2 separate regions of the Homo sapiens genome follow, and region 2 is linked to region 1. A link is a contact called in ENCODE Hi-C or POLR2A ChIA-PET data. All regions are on one chromosome and are shown on one strand. The core of a region is the stretch at or near the end of the contact, and the rest is flanking DNA. Distances in the headings are between cores, read along the strand shown. Region 1 holds the start of EMC3-AS1 (EMC3 antisense RNA 1). Region 2 overlaps TADA3 (transcriptional adaptor 3).

What was found. Hi-C counts contacts between places; a loop is a spot of excess contacts on that map. ChIA-PET counts read pairs that join two places held with the same protein, here RNA polymerase II (POLR2A). Pooled maps may share reads with other maps.
Region 2: a loop to region 1 is called in a pooled map, with 5 times the contacts of the local background. The contact joins the enhancer-like site here to the promoter of EMC3-AS1 in region 1. A Hi-C loop is called at or near these places in 5 of 50 pooled maps. POLR2A ChIA-PET finds 5 or more read pairs at or near these places in 9 of 52 experiments (B cell, CD4-positive, alpha-beta T cell, CD8-positive, alpha-beta memory T cell and 6 more).

The regions. Positions count from the first base shown.
Region 1 is chr3:9,983,296-9,988,142 of GRCh38, reverse strand. It overlaps EMC3-AS1 (EMC3 antisense RNA 1), which reads right to left and starts at 1,250. Exons shown (of 3, transcript NR_103821.1): 1 at 879-1,250. EMC3 (ER membrane protein complex subunit 3) reads left to right here and starts at 1,302. Exons shown (of 8, transcript NM_001394674.1): 1 at 1,302-1,636. The coding sequence starts at 1,482. RefSeq lists enhancers at 733-952, 1,213-1,372, 837-1,484.
Region 2 is chr3:9,777,880-9,782,726 of GRCh38, reverse strand. It overlaps TADA3 (transcriptional adaptor 3), which reads left to right. Exons shown (of 9, transcript NM_006354.5): 9 at 2,178-2,760. The coding sequence ends at 2,370. It also overlaps a transcript of OGG1 not described here. Among named protein-coding and RNA genes, the nearest start is that of CAMK1, 10 kb to the right of the region's middle. RefSeq lists an enhancer at 4,288-4,582. Within about 2 kb of position 2,831, at least 18 of the 41 ENCODE cell types and tissues checked have a DNase peak (open chromatin) inside an H3K27ac peak, as active enhancers do; they include B cell, CD4-positive, alpha-beta T cell and OCI-LY7, where a contact is called at or near this core.

The DNA of each region.
Region 1 (4,847 bases), core at 1-2,500:
TACTAGATGTAAATATCATAATAGTACCATTATTTGTAGTTGTAAGTATTAAGCTCCAACTCTGACTGTGGGATGTCAGAGAACTGTGACATCCTATGTGAGGAAAAGGGTGGCAATTATCCATGAGCTCTTTACCTTGCTTGTCCTTTACTTTTTAACTTTACTTGGAAAGCCTGCAACAGTGATGGCAAAACACAATGCTGCAGGATCCAACTTCTCCCGAAGCTCAGAGATTACCTGCAGAAAGTTAATATTAGCTATGGTGTTCTGCTCATTCATAGTGGGTAGGTACAGTCCAGTCTCTCAACCATGACAATCTCCTGAAAGACTGAGGAAGAAAAAATTTTAAACGTTGGACATTTTGAAAAATAGAGTTGTGAGAATAGCTAAATGCAATGTCGTAGAATGTCATATCCAAAATTTCAGAATTCTGTGAGGTACTACACAGAAAGAGTAAATGTAACTTATAGCAGCTTATATAGATCAATGAATCTGTTGAATAGCTCCATTTCCTCTTCTCAATGCTATCCGGATTAGTCAACATTCTCAGTTAGTCAGGACTTTCGGCTTCCAGACACCCGCCTTTAACACGTGCGATACCATTTGGCTTCCCGAGAAGCCCAACAGACGTGAGATGAGGCCGACTGCCTGGACTAGTTCATCGGGAAGGGGGTGAGGGTAAAAGCCTTTCTCATTTCCTCATTTTAACGACGCAGAAAGGTACCTGTGGGGACTATCCCATCTCAGGGCAGATGAGGAAGCCGAGGCTTGGGGCGCGGAGCCCCAGAGAAGAACGCCGACCGCGGCCCGGACTTAAGAGATTAGGTCGCAGGGGAGCGGGGCCTCGAGAGACTACGACCACTGCTCCATTTACTCACCGAGAAGCCGTCCCCGCCTGTAGTTTTCTTTCTTTTTTTTTTTTTTTTTTTGAGACGGAGTCTTCCTCTGTCGCCCAGGCTGGAGTGCAGTGCAGCAATCTCGGCTCACTGCAGGCTCCGCCTCCTGGGTTCACGCCATTCTCCTGCCTCAGCCTCCCGAGTAGCTGCGACTACAGGCGCCTCCACCACGCCTGGCTAATTTTTTTGTATTTTTAGTAGAGACAGGGTTTCACCTGTTAGCCAGGATGGTCTCGATCCCCTGACCTCGTGATCCCCCCACCTTGGCCTCCCAAAGTGCTGGGATTCCAGGAGTGAGCCACCGAGCCTGGGCCACCGCCGATAGTTTTCCACTTTCCCGCCAGGCCCGACGCCGCTCTGACGCCACTGAGGTGCGCCACGACGTGACGTCAACGTTCGCGCCGGAAGTGGAAGACCAGGCAGCCCAGCTGAAGGCAGTAAGCTCGGCTCACAGTCGCAGGAGAGTTCTGGGGTACACGGGCAAAGGGGCTTGAGAAGGCCCGGAGGCGAAGCCGAAGAGAAGCAACTGTGCCCCGGAGAAGAGAAGCTCGCCCATTCCAGACTGGGAACCAGCTTTCAGTGAAGATGGCAGGGCCAGAACTGTTGCTCGACTCCAACATCCGCCTCTGGGTGGTCCTACCCATCGTTATCATCACTTTCTTCGTAGGCATGATCCGCCACTACGTGTCCATCCTGCTGCAGAGCGACAAGAAGCTCACCCAGGAACAAGTATCTGACAGGTCAGCGCCCTCCCTTCTCCAGCCTACCTCACACCGCCGTGACCTTGGGCAAAAAAGTGCAGGAGTTGTGTCAATTTGCCTAGGTTCACGTCGCGCCCCCTCTGACAGGGTGACCTTACCCGTTACCTCTGTGTTTCACTTTTGTCCTCTGTGAAATGGGGATGATAACAGTACCTGCTTCATAGACAGGTAGGAATCAAATTAGGTGATGTCTGTAAGTCCCTTAGCACAGGATCTAGGACGTATTGAGTGTTGAAAAAAACAGTACTGTTAATCCTTTAGGTTAGTCGCCGACCCTCGGTGGGTTTACCTATGAACTATTCCATCCCACCCTTCCGTTGAGAAGAGTGCCAGGTGCGTTACAGCGTTTAGTCTTTGTAACATCCAGTCAAGTGAGTGTGATAATCTGCATTCTACCAAATTACTGTTCCAGGCGTCGGGCCTGGTGGGACTGTCAGCTGAGATGCCAAGTACCAAAGCGCTTTGCAGTCTGTAAAACTGCCATTAGAGATGTAAGGAATTGTAATTATTTCCCCCCACTAGAGTGGAGGCAACTTCCTCACATATTTCATTGCAGTATTTATTTATTTATCTATTTATTTGCTTATTTTTGAGACGGAGTTTCGCTCTCGTTGCCCAGGCTGGAGTGCGGTGGCGTCATCTCAGCTCACTGCAGTCTACGCCTCCCGGGTTCAAGCGATTCTCTTGCCTCAGCCCCCCGAGTAGCTGGGATTACAGGCCCGCACCACCACACCTGACTAATTTTTGTATTTTTAGTAGAGACAGGGTTTCACCATCTTGGCCAGGCTGTTCTCGAACTCGACCTCAGGTGATCCACCTGCCTTGGCCTCCCAAAGTGCTGGGATTACAGGTGTGAGCCATGGCAACCAGCCCCTCGTTGCAATATTTATATACAGATAAAGGAATTTGAGATGATTATAGGTGGTTATCTAGACATGTAGCCCCTCATATTAAAGTAATAGTTTTCTCCCAGCAACTTGGGATGCTGAGGCAGGAGGATTGTGGGAGACCAGCCTGGGCAACATAACGAGACCTTGTCTCTTAGAAAAACAAGCAATTTTCAGTCAGTTCTGATTACTTTCAGAAATCATCTCAGGTAAGTGCTACTATATCTTTAGCACCTCTCTCTCACATTAATTTCTCGTTTTAATAAAGAGAGTAAGCCTCAGGCTAAGAACTTTTCACAGGTAACAGTGTCTAGTTAAAATTTAATAATGTTGTTTTGTTTCTACTGTACTTAAGTTACTTTCTTTTTTGTGACAATACTGGATTTCCATTTGCTGGTAATTTAAAGATTCCTTTAAAATCATATAGATGGGAAAAAAGTTGATATATAAAAAGTATTAAATATGTAATGATACAAGCGTTGGACAAAAATTCTAACATGGCATGAGAGTGACTGAAGTTTAGGAAGCACTACTGTAACATTTTCAGTTAGTTCTTCCCAATTATGCCAAGAAGAATAATAACCATTTACTCTATATCAGGTACTATGTGAAGTACTTACATTCATTAACTTATTTAAAACTTCAAAGCAACTCTATGAGGTACATATTGTCTCATTTTATAGAAACAGAGGCTTTAACAAGTTCCATCCCACCCGTTCGTTGAGAAGAGTGCCAGGTGCGTTACAGCGTCACACAGGGTGACATTTAGGACTTCACACCAAGCCTTCTGGGTATTGGGCTTTTTCCACTATACTACAGCGATCACTTTATCTTTCTGTAGCATTAGTTTCAGAACTGACCAGAGCCAGCACCCCACCCTGGAGCGAACCTTAAGAAGTCAGCTTACTGGCCGGGCATGGTGGCTCATGCCTGTACTCCCAGCACTTTGGGAGGCCGAGGCGGACGGATCACGAGGTCAGGAGATCGAGACCATCCTGGCTAACATGGTGAAACCCCGTCTCTACTAAAAATACAAAAAATTAGCTGAGCGTGGTATGCTGGGCGCCTGTAGTCCCAGCTACTCGGGAGGCTGAGGCAGTGGAATTGCTTGAACCCAGGAGGCGGAGCTTGCAGTGAGCCAAGATCGCGCCACTGCACTTCAACCTGGGTGACAGAGCAAGACTCTGTCTCAAAAAAACAGAAAAGAAGTCAACTTACTGGCCGGGTGTGGTGGCTTACGCCTGTAATCCCAACACTTTGAGAGGCCGAGGCAGGCAGATCATGAGGTCAAGAGATTGAGACCATCCTGGCCAACATGGTGAAACCCCATCTCTACTAAAAATACAAAAATTAGCTGGGCGTGATGGCACGTGCCTGTAGTCCCAGCTACTCGGGAGGCTGAGGCAGGAGAATCGCTTGAATCCGGGAGGCAGAGGTTGCGGTGAGCCGAGATCATGCCACTGCACTCCAGCCTGGCGACAGAGCGAGACTCCATCTCATTTAAAAAAAAAAAAAAAAGTGTATTTACCACAGAAAGAAGGGCTGTAGAAAAGTGCGAAGTGGGGAAAGCTCAGACATTTAGCATTTTCTGGCACCTGTAAAATTTCTTATTTTAGCCTTACATTAGCACTGAAGCAGATACTCCTTAACCCATTTTTACAATTCCAGGGAGCCTGGAAAAGTTAAGTAGTCTTCCCAAAGTAGGGAAATATTGTGCCTGTACTTGAACTCAGATCAGTCTCACTCCCAGGTTAAACCCTCTTCAACCATGATTCCTGCTGTCGTAGATTCTCTGCCATGATTTTCTGCCCATGGTTCACTATTAGAGCAATGGTTCTGAATTATATCAGATCCAAAGCTCTCTTTTGTAACCACAAAATGAAATTCACAGTTAGTGTAGTCTGTTTACAAGAACCTTTTTTTTTTTGGAGACCAGAGTCTCACTCTTGCCCAGGCTGGAGTGCAGTGGCGCAATCTTGGCTCACTGCAACCTCTGCCTCCCCAGCTGAAGTGATTCTCCTGCCTCAACCTCTCGAGTGGCTGCGATTAGCGGCATGCGCCAGCATGCCTGGCTAATTTTTGTATTTTAGTAGAGACAGGGTGTGAGCCATTGCACCCAGCCAAGAACGCTTCCTTAAGAAGGAATGTAACAGCCGGACACAGTAGCACATGCTTGTAATCCCAGCACTTAGGGAGGCTGAGGTGGGCAGATCTCTTAAAGTCAGGGGTTCAAGACCAGCCTGGCCAACATGGTGAAACCCCATCTCTGCTAAAAATACAAAAATTAACCAGACACGGTGGCA
Region 2 (4,847 bases), core at 1,582-4,081, 210 kb after region 1:
CTCCGCCTCCCGGGTTCAGGCAGTTCTCCTGCCTCAGCCTCCTGAGTAGTTGGGATTACAGGCATGCACTACCATGCCAGGCTAATCATTTGGCCATTCTTACTGTCTCTTAGATATTGTGCTGGGGGCCAGCAAGAGAGGCAGAGCAAGGGACTTGCAGATTACTAGCAGATGATCAGTAAAGATAAGTGCCATTAAAAGGAGAGGTAGTTGCTGACAAGCTGCCAGGGTATTTAAGGATAAGAGTGACTAATGTATGCTGAGGGCCTACTGTGTGTCAGGGGCTTTATGTACACTCTCTCAAGTGTCTTGACAACAACCCAGGAGGGAGGAGCTATTTTCGTTGTTTACCAGATGAGGAAATAAAGGCCCAGTGAAGCGAAATGCTCTGCTGAAGGTCACACAGTCAATAAACAGCAAGCTGAGACTTGAACCTGTGGTTGAATCAAAGCCTCTTTCTATAATAGTTTGTTTTCTCTGAAAGGTGAGAAGAAGAAAACACAGATGGAAGAGGCACTGAGGGAAGCAGAGGGAGAGAGAGGAAGAGAGAGAAAAGCAGGCATGTGCAGTTACAGAAGTAGTGGGCCCTAGCTGGGCCTGGTGGCTCATGCCTGTAATCCCAGCACTTTGGGAGACTGAGGTGGGAGGCTTGTTTGAGCTCAGGAGTTCGAAACTAGCCTGGGCAATGTAGTCAGACCCCCTTCTCTACTAAAAATTTTTAAAAATCAGCTAGGCATGGTGGCACATGCCTATAGTCCTACTCAGGAGGCTGATGTGGGAGGATTGCTTGATCCTGGGAGGTAGAGGCTGCAGTGAGCTTGATCAGGCCACTGTACTCCAGCCTGGGTGACAGAGTGAGACCTGTCTCAAAAAAAAAAAAAAAAAAAAAAAAAGAAGTAATGGGCAATGAAGAAATGGCTTGCAGCTCTCAGGAAACCAGAGCACAGCCCTTACCCTGCTGCAGAGCAGCTGCAAGGCCTTAAGCAGCCCCTGACCTGAGCATCTCCTTCCCCTTCTGGAAAACTGGCAGGCTGGACTCAATCACTAAGTGACCTTCCAGCTCCACCATCGATGAAATGTATAAATCAGACCCTGTTCAGAGAGATTGATCTGGTGTCTCACCCACCTCCTGTCAGCCTCAGGCTGCCTAGACCTTAGGGGGCTCTGGAATGCAGATGCCGACGTAAGCAGGCCTTCTGCTGGCACCGGAACACCTGAAACAACAGTGTTTAAAAACAAGAGTTTGGCCCCAGCCTGCTCCAGATCTCCCCCTCACTAACTGTGGGATCCTGGGATCATCTTTGAGCCTCATTTTCCTCACGGGTAACATATGAATAATAGTACATATTTTGCAGGGTTGTTAGGATTAACTGAAAGACAGAGAGAGAGAGTGGGTGTGCCTGTGTGTGTGTGTTTGTGTGTGTGTATGTATATATATATATATTTTAGAGACAGGGTCTTACTCTGTTGCCGAGGTTGGTCTCAACTCCTGGCTTCAAGTGATCTTCCTGCCTCCATCTCCCAAAGCGCTGGGATTACAGGCATGAGCTACTTTGCCCAGCCTACTGTGTATATTTTTAAGACCTTTTTTTTTTTGAAGACACAGTCACGCTCTGTTGCCCAGACTGGAGTGTAGTGGCATGATCATAGTTCACTGTAACCTTGAACTCCTGGCCTCAAGCAATCCTCAGCTCCCTTGGAGTTGGGACTACAGGTGTGCACTACCACACCCAGCTAATTTTTTAAATTTTTTGTAGAGACAGTCTCACTATGTTGCTCAGACTGGTCTCGAACTCCTGGGCTCAAGTGATCCTTCTGCCTTGGGCTCCCAAAGTGCTGGGACTGCAGATGTGAACCCCCATGTGCAGCCAAGACTTTATTCTTCTAGAGCAGTTTTAAGTTCACAACAAAATTGAGAGAAAGGTACAGAGAATTCCCGTATCTCCCTGTCCCCACATGTGCACAGCCTCCCCCGTGATCAACATGAGTTAATATTTTTCAGGAGCTTAAGATAGTGCCATGTAAGTGTAGGTCAGTAACTGCTTTTTGGTCACGACTGTATGACACAATCCACAGGCATGCCAGCCTGGGCTGGTGGGTAGGCTCGGTCTTGAAGAGGGAGGGGTTGTTCTCTGGAGGTGGGCTGACCCTGGCACCTGGCTGGCTGGTCCCCACAGGCTGGCAAAGGAGGAGGTGAGCCGGCAGGAGCTGAGGCAGCGGGTGCGCATGGCTGACAACGAGGTCATGGACGCCTTTCGCAAGATCATGGCTGCCCGGCAGAAGAAGCGGACTCCCACCAAGAAAGAAAAGGACCAGGCCTGGAAGACTCTGAAGGAGCGTGAGAGCATCCTGAAGCTGCTGGATGGGTAGCCCTCACCCCTGCCTCAGGCTGATTATCTGGCCTAGGGGAGGGGAAGGGAGGCCCACTTCCTTCTTTGGGCACAGGAAACATTGGCCTGTGGCTGTCCCTCAAATGGCGGCAGTCTCTAGAGGGCCGTGGCCCTTCCCCTGAGGTCTTTTGGCCTAGCTCTGTACAACCAGGACACAGGAAGCCCTGCTGGGCTAGCCTGAGGCCTAGTCTCTGCTTGGTCCCCGAGATGGGGTTGGAGGGGACTTCGTTTCTGGGTCTTCCTCTTCCCCTCTTTACCATCCCCCACTCCCTAATCCCCTACCCCTGTCTCCCCTTCAAGGACTTCTCCCTTGTGGTTTTGTAAAGTGCAAACTTAAGAATAAAGTGACTGCTGTGGTTTTTCAAAAAAAGCATCCAGTCTTTGAATGTCTGTTACAGTGGGGAGGAAGGAACCAGTGTGGGTGGTAAGGTTTGTGGGGGGTATGCTTGGTGGCTCTCAGCCCATGGCCACTAACCCATGGCATTCAGTCAGGGAGAACTTTCTGAGTACCTCTTTCTGAGGATACTTGTGGCTGCACGTAACAATGCCCCCCCAGCTCAAAGTGGATTCACAGTAAGGAAATGTGTTGGCTGCAGGATGGGCAGTCCTGGGACAGAGTGGCCTTCACGGTTAGCCAATCTAGCAATTCTTCAGGGTCATCAAGGGTCCAGGTTTCTTTTTTTTTTAATTTAAGTTCTAGGGTACATGTGTACAACGTGCAGGTTTGTTACATATGTATACATGTGCCATGTTGGTGTGCTGCACCCATTAACTCGTCATTTACATTAGGTATATCTCCTAATGCTTTCCCTCCCCCCTCCCCCAAGGGTCCAGGTTTCTTAGGGGTCACCACACTGCCCTCCACAGTGTCGACCTCTGCCTAAGGTGAGTCCTTCTCTGGCTGTAGTGTGGCAGTGGAGCAGTTGGGGCCAGATGCTTCCTCATTTACATCCAGCACAGGAGGGAGCCGGAGCCAGCGGGCTTCCATGGCCCATCTACAGAAGCAAGAAGCCTTTTCCCAGATACCATCATGTTTCAGTGGCCCAAACTCAGTCTCACATGCCCATTCCTCAGTCACTGTGGCAAAGGAGACTGTAATGGCTTTATGCCAGTCAGAGTGGAGTTTGCTACTCCATCAAGGTGGTGGAGAGAGAGTAAAACCCAACAAGATCTGAGTAGGAAACAGGGAAGTGAGTGCTAGATAGACCACCGACAACGTCTCTTCCACAGCTGGGGCAGGAAGCTTGGCCTAAGGGACACAGATGAATAAATATGCTCTGGTACCTGCCTCAAGTTGTTCCCAGACTGGTCTGAGAGAATCAGGGAATAATTTGCAATTTACTGTGGGAAGGTTGAGGTCCACGCAGGAGAGAAGGGAGGGTAAGATTCCCTAAGGAAGTGACCTATGAACTGAGCCATAAAGAAGGAGGGCGAACATGGCCAACATTCTCGTATACCCAGCACCTCTCTGTTGGAGAAATGTTCCTTCCCCATCACACATGGTTCTTGTCCAACTGCCAAACTAGGGTGCACACATGACCCCAGCTTGGCCAGTCAAGTGCCAATCCCTCTAGCCACAATGATTAGTCCCAGAAGCAGGCATGTAACCCAAGCTGGGTCACTCGAGGCCCTCCATAAGATTGCTCTGTGGATGCTGAGAGGAGAGTTCCACTTCTTGTTGGACCATAAGCCATAGACTATAAACTCAGTCTACCCCAGTGACCTGCTCTCCTCCCATGGGGAAAAACCTGCTTGAGAATAAAGCCAGCTCAGAAAAGCAGAGCCAGGAGATGGAGAAGTGCTGCATCCAGCTATTCTTGAAGCCACCGGATCCTCCCTTAGACTTCCCACATATATCAGCCCACAAAGGCTTCTTTTGGCTTAAACTAGTTTGCTTTAGAGTTTTGTGATTTGTAACTAAAAAAGGCCTATTACAAGTGAATTTTGGCAAAAAGAAAGATGAAGTAGGATCCTGAGAGAGAGGACAGCATGAGGCCCTGCCTCCCACTAGGTGCTGGGCCAAGCTGCTGCAATTTCTCAGTGACTCATTGTCCCCAGGTTGCTCACAGCCTTCTCAGAGAGAAAAGACACCCACACATGCAATGATGAGAAACCAACTCTAATCATAATGATAATGCAATGAAGGGCTCAGTAAATGTTAGTATGCACCAGGCATTGTTCTGAACTCATTCAACTACCTAATATTATGGGGTAGGTATCAGCTACCCCATAATAACATCCCATTTACAGATGAGGAAACTGAGGCTTAGGAGGTTACATACCTTGCTTTGTCAAGCAATTGAGTGGTTGAGCCAACATTCAAACTCAGGCCATTTGGCTTACAGAGAGAGCCTCTTCATTACAACTCACTGGGGCCCCACTCCCATTACAGTGTATGTGAATGGTACTCCCTATACTTGGGCAGTGCCCAACCTGTGCAGCCATATATGGCAGCTC